Regions from separate parts of the Homo sapiens genome. Here regions 1 and 3 are each linked to region 2. Evidence: chromatin loops called from intact Hi-C (ENCODE). Cell type or tissue: heart right ventricle. All regions are shown on one strand.

The links. Hi-C counts contacts between places; a loop is a spot of excess contacts. Peaks named below come from ENCODE experiments on the same cell type or tissue, not always from the same donor. Only the 100,000 strongest peaks of a DNase experiment are listed, where the experiment ranks them.
Region 1: a loop joins it to region 2, with 3 times the contacts of the local background. A loop is called at or near these places in 7 of 110 quality-filtered maps.
Region 3: a loop joins it to region 2, with 1.9 times the contacts of the local background. A loop is called at or near these places in 9 of 110 quality-filtered maps.

The regions. Positions count from the first base shown.
Region 1 is chr18:44,598,626-44,601,125 of GRCh38, reverse strand. No RefSeq gene overlaps it. Among named protein-coding and RNA genes, the nearest start is that of LINC01601, 68 kb to the right of the region's middle. In heart right ventricle, no CTCF peak of the experiment used is centred here; a DNase peak (open chromatin) is centred at 1,527; H3K27ac peaks cover 907 bases.
Region 2 is chr18:44,885,703-44,888,202 of GRCh38, reverse strand. The region is part of intron 3 of SETBP1 (SET binding protein 1); the gene reads right to left. Among named protein-coding and RNA genes, the nearest start is that of MIR4319, 83 kb to the left of the region's middle. RefSeq lists an enhancer at 939-1,168. In heart right ventricle, a CTCF peak has its summit at 943; no DNase peak of the experiment used is centred here.
Region 3 is chr18:44,793,510-44,796,009 of GRCh38, reverse strand. The region is part of intron 2 of SETBP1 (SET binding protein 1); the gene reads right to left. Among named protein-coding and RNA genes, the nearest start is that of SETBP1, 110 kb to the right of the region's middle. In heart right ventricle, no CTCF peak of the experiment used is centred here; no DNase peak of the experiment used is centred here; H3K27ac peaks cover 849 bases.

The DNA of each region.
Region 1 (2,500 bases), 290 kb after region 2:
TTAGATGACTTGTTAGTTGTTAGGTGTGCCCGTTTGTCGGAAGGGTTTCCTGTGCTATGTAGGAAGTTGGACTTGTTTATCTTTTAGATCCTTTTTGGTACTCCATTTCTGTAAATATTTTTGGACGTTTACTTTGTTCTTAGATCCTTTGAGATGCTTACCAAGCTCAATCTTGATCAAGTCACTTAATCTCAATGATTTTTAGTTTGATCATCTAAATTGGGGTTGCCCTAGCTGATTGGCCTGTCAGAAGTTCTCCTAAGAGTCCAACATGAGTGAATGTTTTGAGGACCATCAATGGTCTGTCTAACGCATCATCATCATTATTTTTTAAATGTGATATAATTTCTGTGTTGCAGGAATTTTCAGTTCATGAAGATATTTTACTTACAAGATAAAGACATGTTCATAAACAGGGAACAGATAATCCTTTTCAATGTTTTCCTATTTGAGTCATACAATCTCAGGTTTGGGACAGGGAAAGAAACCATGAATTGATGAGAGAAAGTGGTCCTAATTCCTTCATAGTGATTGTGATAATACAATAATACATGGAAATTGTAATAATCCTTTGTATTTATGGACACTTCAAATTTTCAAATTACTTATACATTAGTGATCTCACCTGATCCTCCTTTCGTTTCTCAGTTCCAGGATTATTTTTTTCCTTTAACTGTATTGACTATTCAGACACCTGCGTCTGCTGTTAGCACAGTTTTTGGGGACCTTGATAGCCCACTTAGGTGTCCCATTTTACTCCCTCAGCTTTCACTTTCATCACAGTAGTCCCTTCAGCCTACCCTCCTAAGTTTCTTTCCTTCCTTTTCCCTTCCTTCCCTCCCTCTTTTCCTCCATAAACATTTAAGAATTCAAGGGTGTTTCATATGCCAAGCACTATGTTAGATGCTAGAGATGAATAGTTAACAAGGGTCTTCAGTCTGAAGAGATCAATCTTATTGAGGAGATGGAGAAAAAAAAAACAGACAAGTATGCCGTGATGGTGATATAATAGTGGTGAACAAAGGAGGTTCTGAAGAAGGTCAGGGCAGGGAGCTGATTCTAACATAAAGAGGGAGGTCAGGGAAAACTTCCCGGAGGAGGCACACCCTGGGTTAAGTTGATCAGGAAGATTGGCAGAGGGGACAGTGTGAGTAAAGCCCGAAAAACCTGCTTCTTAGCTGCTCTTGGTTTCACTGAGGGCAAAAGAAAGAGTGCAGTGCTCTTGAGTTACAATGTTTCTGTCCTCAAGATCAGGGATTATTTAGAGTTTTGGCTTTAAAAGTCAAGCCATAGATCCTATGAATTCTGAGACTGACGCCTTGAGCTTTCTAGACCACCCTTCTCTTTTGGTCAGACCTGAGGTGCTGATGGAGCCACTGGCTCCTGCTACATCTCTGGGTTTGCCAGTGATTAAGGGCATTTTTGTCTGAGTGCCTAAGTGCTGGGGCAGACTGCCCAGCTTCAATGAATCGATGGACTAAAAATTGTCTTCCCAGCAGGCATTGCCAAGCAGCCTCCAGCCAACACTACAAGCAACTGAGAAAAGATCCATTGAGCTCAGCAGGAGGCTCTGTTTCGGCTGACTCAGCTCCCTGGAAGCACTTCTCCAGTCATTTATATCTCTACTTTTCCTCTCTGAGCTCCGCTCTGTATCTCTGCTCTTTGTGCCAAGCTGGGAGGCACTGAGGTTTCAAATGGCTATGCATTATCAATATCTCAGTGTGCTTCTGACAGGGCATAAAGTAGACCTGACCCAATAGTCCATTTTTATTCTCTATTAGTTTAATTCACATTGGGTTTGGCCCAAGTCATAAAGATTTTAGTTCAAGAAAAACATTTTACAAGGTGACGAATGAGATTAATCTTGCAAAGATCGTGGAAAATAAAATATTTGAATTGGAAAACCAGAGTTTAAGAAACATGTGAAAGGTCATACAACCAGCTGGTGGAGGAACTAGGTCTAGAACCTAAAATTAGGTAGGGCTTCTGGCGAACTTCGCTTTTCTACAAATTACTATGTTTTCCTTTTTTTCTAGAGAGTATTTTTGAAAATAATATTCTATTATAACTGCAACACTATGAAGTCATTAGGGCACATGGCAATGCTAAAACTTTGTTGATGAGGAAAATTGGGCAGACTTACCAAAGGTCACTCAAAGATAAGCAACAGACCTGGGATAGAATTATTTTTCTTTTTTTTTTTGGTGAACCACATTGTAGAATGACCTAGTTCAATAAATCAGGAGATCTGGTTTGAGAGATTAAGTTGGGGCCATTTTGGCCTCTAGTAAGCCATCAGTTTTGAGCAAGTCTCTTGTCACTCTGGTTTCCAGGATGTTCCTCGCCTGTAAAATGTGCAGATTTGCCCGGCTGTGGGCCTACAAAAAGCAGAATACTTAAAGCAGCCAGGCCTTTGGTGCTTTCTTCTAGGGGGCACCTGTGAGTCGGTTTAGCTGATGGCAGATACTCTGGAATGCTGGTCCACAACGGGGAACCCTTC
Region 2 (2,500 bases):
TTTAGGCTCAACTTATCCAAGTTGACTCACTGGGAACCTGGTGTAGAAATTGATCACCCCTCCTGGCAGAGACCAGGACCAGCACCCTGAAATACTCCATCCAGGCAGGAACTTGGAATGCCTGTCATCTGGGATGGAGATTGACTGCTCTTCTAATGTTTCAGTTCCTTATTTGATCCCAGAAAATGATTTTCTTGGTTGTCCAGATATTTTTTAGCTTGGCTCTACTGTCTTGCTCCCCAGTGTTCTCTCTGCCTCCCACTGAGCCCTCGTATTTTGGAATCTGGGTTCCAGGTATTTACAATTGGATAACCTGCTGTTGCTCCTTGACATGATCTTTGTTTGACCACCTCTGCCTAGGCTTTTGACTCCTTCTGGCCTTCCCCTGCTCTAATAAGCCCTGGGCATCCGGGACACAATTGGCCACTTGCTCACTACTTTCTGCCTGCCTTTTTCTGTTGTCTGTGGCCTGAGGATTTTACCCACTCTGAGTGGGTATCACTGATGATCCTAGCTTGTCCTTGCTCCTGTATTCTTACTCGGAAGATATTCTGTGGCCCTTGGCCTGAGCCTGTGCACACTACAGTCTGTTTTCCTGCCACTAAGGACTTAGTTGAGAACAGAGAAAAGCCCTCTGTTTTGTCATCTCATTATCAGAGCTGCCTTCTCTGCTCTAAGGGTAGGAGTCTCTAGTCCTATCAAGAGGGAAATTCCCAGGTAATCTTGTTCATGCTCAGAATAGCCAGAGATAGCTGTAAATACCTGGTTGGCTGGAACAATGTGCCAACCAGGCAACTGGGGACTTCCCCAGTGAGAACAGCAGCCCAGTAGATAAAGGAGTTGTAATTTCTGGGTGTGAATGACTCATGGCCTCCAAATGCATAGTGCTCAGCTCCCTTCAGTCATCAAACATGTCCCAAAGGCCCACTAGGAGCCAGATGCTGCATGAGCAATGAGAGAAAAAGGAAACCTCCTTTTATTGGGCACCTACGTTGTATCATGCACTTTACATTGATCATCTCTAATCCTTCCAGTAACACTCAAAGGGAGTTCATGTCCCCACTTGACAAATGAGAAAATGGAAGTTAAGTAATTTTCTGAAGGTCATACATCTACTAAGAGGAACCACACGATTTTAGAACCAATTCTATCTGACCCCAAAGTCAAAGTTCTTCTTAGATACCACACAGTGACACTACTCACTAATTTACCAATTCCTTCACTCATTCATTCAGCCAACAAGTGTTCCTGAGACACTGCTGCAAGCAAGGTCTCTGACAAGCTGAGTGTGAGAAGACCTTTTGCTAGGAATTCGTCACTTTGGAGGAACTCAGTGGGAAACTCTTTGGGACTTTACAATGCTGTTATCTTTGTGTGGTATCAAATGAAACAGTTGGCTTCCTTTTAACTAATAATAATAATAATAATAATAATAATAATAATAATAAAATGTACAGTCCACCAATCTTTCAAAAGGAGAAGTGATTGCCAAACTAATGAAAATCCCAAAGGTGAGTTTTTTCATTATTTCTGATAGGTGCTCATGTTTAAGAGGAATTGGATGTATCTAAAAGGTGACAGGGCCCTTCCTACAGAAATCACCTGTGCTGACCTAAGGGCTAGAAATTTTAAACATTGCTTTTTTACTTTAAATGAAAACCACCTTGACATATAAATATAAAAGTACACTATCCAACTAGGAAAAATATATCTAATCAAAAAAATAAGAAGACGAGAAAGAGGAAGGCTTTGATCCAAGTAAGTTGAGGAACATCTTGGACAAAGTGAAGATTTAAGTAGTTCATCAAGACGGCTCACTGTCCCAAGTAGTAAGCTCTGGAAGTGCTACACCTATATTGAAAATCCTTCATTTGTACTTCTCATAGCCTCTGGAGGTCTCATCTCTACTGGAATGGGATGGACAAGAATAAAATGCTAGAGGCTGGAAGGCTTCTGAGGCATCATTCAAGTATGCACCTCCCATGTGCTACATGAAGAAACTGAGACACACCGTAGCAAAGACACACTGGCCACATAGCTTAGTCCTTTTCTTGATCCCCCTGAATTTTTATTATTAACTTTATAACATACTTTGGGACATGGTCATGTTGTTTTCTAATTTTCCCGTGCATGAGACTTTTGTCCTTCCCAAACCATCCGACTATATGTTGCAGCCAAGCTATCCAGTAAAGCAGGTATGAAGCATAGTTTGTGGCACTCCACTGCAGTTCATTGAGAACTTAGGAAAATAAACTGCATTGAATATAAGACTCAAACACGGAGGACACAAGGAATAGCAGAATTGAAGCAACTCTCACAGGGTAAGTCACCTTGTTTTTTTTTTTGTTTTTTTTTTTTTTAATGAAATGGGCACATGTGAAGCTTCAGGACATAGCCTGGGAGCATGTTTTCCCTGTCTACACACGATCCAGGGTTGGCATCCACAAAATCTCAGCCAACATCTCCAGTCCACCTGCACTCAGGTTGTCAGTGACCTTGA
Region 3 (2,500 bases), 92 kb after region 2:
GAGCTGGTTATGTTTATTAACAGTGGAAAAGGAGAAGAACTAGCATCTTCACAGTGAGAAAGAAAACTCAAATGATATAAAAAGACAGCACAGGAACCAATGTAAAATCATAGTCTAGGGATGTTTAGTGTAGGGCCAAACTGCTCTACCCATTTTTAAAGACTGACAATATCTCTGTGTTACTCTCTAACAATTAGAGAGAGAAGAGCTTATGTTGACTGAGTTCTATTTAACAAGGCAAGGCCACATGTGTATGTATGTATGCTTTTGTATCTGTATGGTGATTTTCTAAGCAATGATTTTAAATGTTCAAAATTTGAGGGTTAGCATAAAACATTGTATGTATAAAATACATAAAATACACGTATTCTTGTCAGGCTTTTAAAAATACACCTGTTATCTGTAGCCTTTTCCACCTTAAAAACATTCTTCAGGTTTTCATCAGATAATAATCACCCTGGATGTAACCAGTAGATGAGTTTAGAAACCCCAGAATCAATAGGTGGGCAGAATGAGACACAGTTTCCCCTGCTACTCTTAGTCAGTAAACCTGATCTAAAACCGCTCAATCACTCCCACTCTACTTCTAATAACAGCTATAGCTACCGAAGGAGACTCAGGCTATGAGGAAGAAGACTTGGTGTTCGATGTGCCAAGTAGCAATGAGTGAATTATAAACTGGTCAGGGTTCCTGACACTATGAGGATCTAAAAGGAACCTGAGACCGAACAACTAAGAGACCACCCATGCTATTTCAGGGCTCATCACCATCACTGTGGCATTTTAATAAGTCATGGTATTTCAAGAAAAAGAGAAAGAGAGGAGTGGGAAAATATCCATGGAACTGGTAGACCATTGACTATGGCAAGCAGTGACCTTATTCACAATAACATCCCCTCATAAGACACTGCTATTTTATACTAGATTTATTGCACTTAGGTAGAAGCAGCACTTTATCAACTTACTTTTCTGGAGCACAGGAATCATATTTTTCTTGAAACTAGAGGGGAGGGCCTCTGCCACATTTTCAAATCTGGGTAAGCCTTGATCCTCCACCGCATCTGAGCCTCGTCTATAATATTAGGTAGAATGTCTTGCATCCATGAATGTTTCCTGCTTGATAACCCAAGGAAGAATTATCACATACAAATCTCAGATCCTAAGACACATTTTGCCACCAATAGTCATCCCTAAACAAAATGAATCACGATCCCAAGTCACATCCCTACCCAATACCATTTATTGAAGAGCCTGCAGTGGTATGTGAAGGTAGGAGGTCCAGCAAATCTTCCTGTTGTTTATTTGAGTGACTTTAGACAATGAGGTGATATGTTAGGGACAGCACTGGGTAAGAACGACACCAAGAGGGCTGGGGTCATTGCAACCCTTTGTGACTTCCCAGCAGGTTACTTTCCTCATCCAAACTTCAAAATCCTCTTCTATAAAATGAGAGATGTGCTGGGCAATGTCTAAAACTCCTTCTGTCAGCCCTGGGAGCCTCTGAATTACGATCTCATTGCCTCCAGTAATCTCCCAAGTTTTGTACACGACCATATCTTCCTGGAAGTCCCCTCTGCTCTTTCCGACTCCAGTACCTCAGCCTGAGCATGAGAAGAGCAAGCTTCTAGTCCCAGTTCCACCTCTTGGTGGTGGGGTGCAGCATTTATCTCTAGGACAACTAAATAAAATGATCTCTTAGTGCATCAAAAATTCAGTCCTAAAAGTCATTTCTGTTTAAGAATACAGCTGTATCCATCACAGACAGTGAATTTTACAAAATGCCGTACAATGGCTGCAATCTTAGCTATTTTAGAAGAGCTAAAAGGGTTACAGTTGTGTCCCAAGGGAAAGGTGCTGCTGGTGTCCCCATTCCCCCTCTTATTTAGCCCTCCCCTGTTCATACTCTGCAGGCTGTTATTATCTTTACATTTACCTGCCAACCAACCTCCAAAAAATCTGTTCAGTCACAGTAGTTACAGAAACCAAAGAAGCGGCCAATAGTCCAACTCTGACTAACCCCTTGTTAATGGCTAAGAATTAAAGAACAATTTCTTTTTGCAATTAACATATTCTGTACTGTAAGTATATCATGAACTAAAAATAACATGTCCTCCACAATCCTTTGGCCCACAAGAAGCTCAACAGAGGGAGGGGAAGAGAGAGAAAGAGAGACTGGAATGACATGCCATGAATCCTAAACATCTTCCTAATTGGATAATTAAAAGAGTTCTGGATAGCAGTTCAAAAAGCCTGGATTCTGGTAAGGGCTCCCCTACATATTTATCCATCTGTGTGGCCTTGGCTTGATCTTGTACCCTATCTAGGCTGTTTATAGGATTATGTTTGAAACCTAGTAGGCACCCCTTAAAAAGTTATCCAATCTATTGTTCTTTTCAAACTGTCTCATGCATAAGAACCACCTGGAGAGCTTAATAGAACACACAGGGGGTCCCCACCACCCAAGTCTCTAATTCAGTATGTCTGGGGTGGGGTCCAAGTA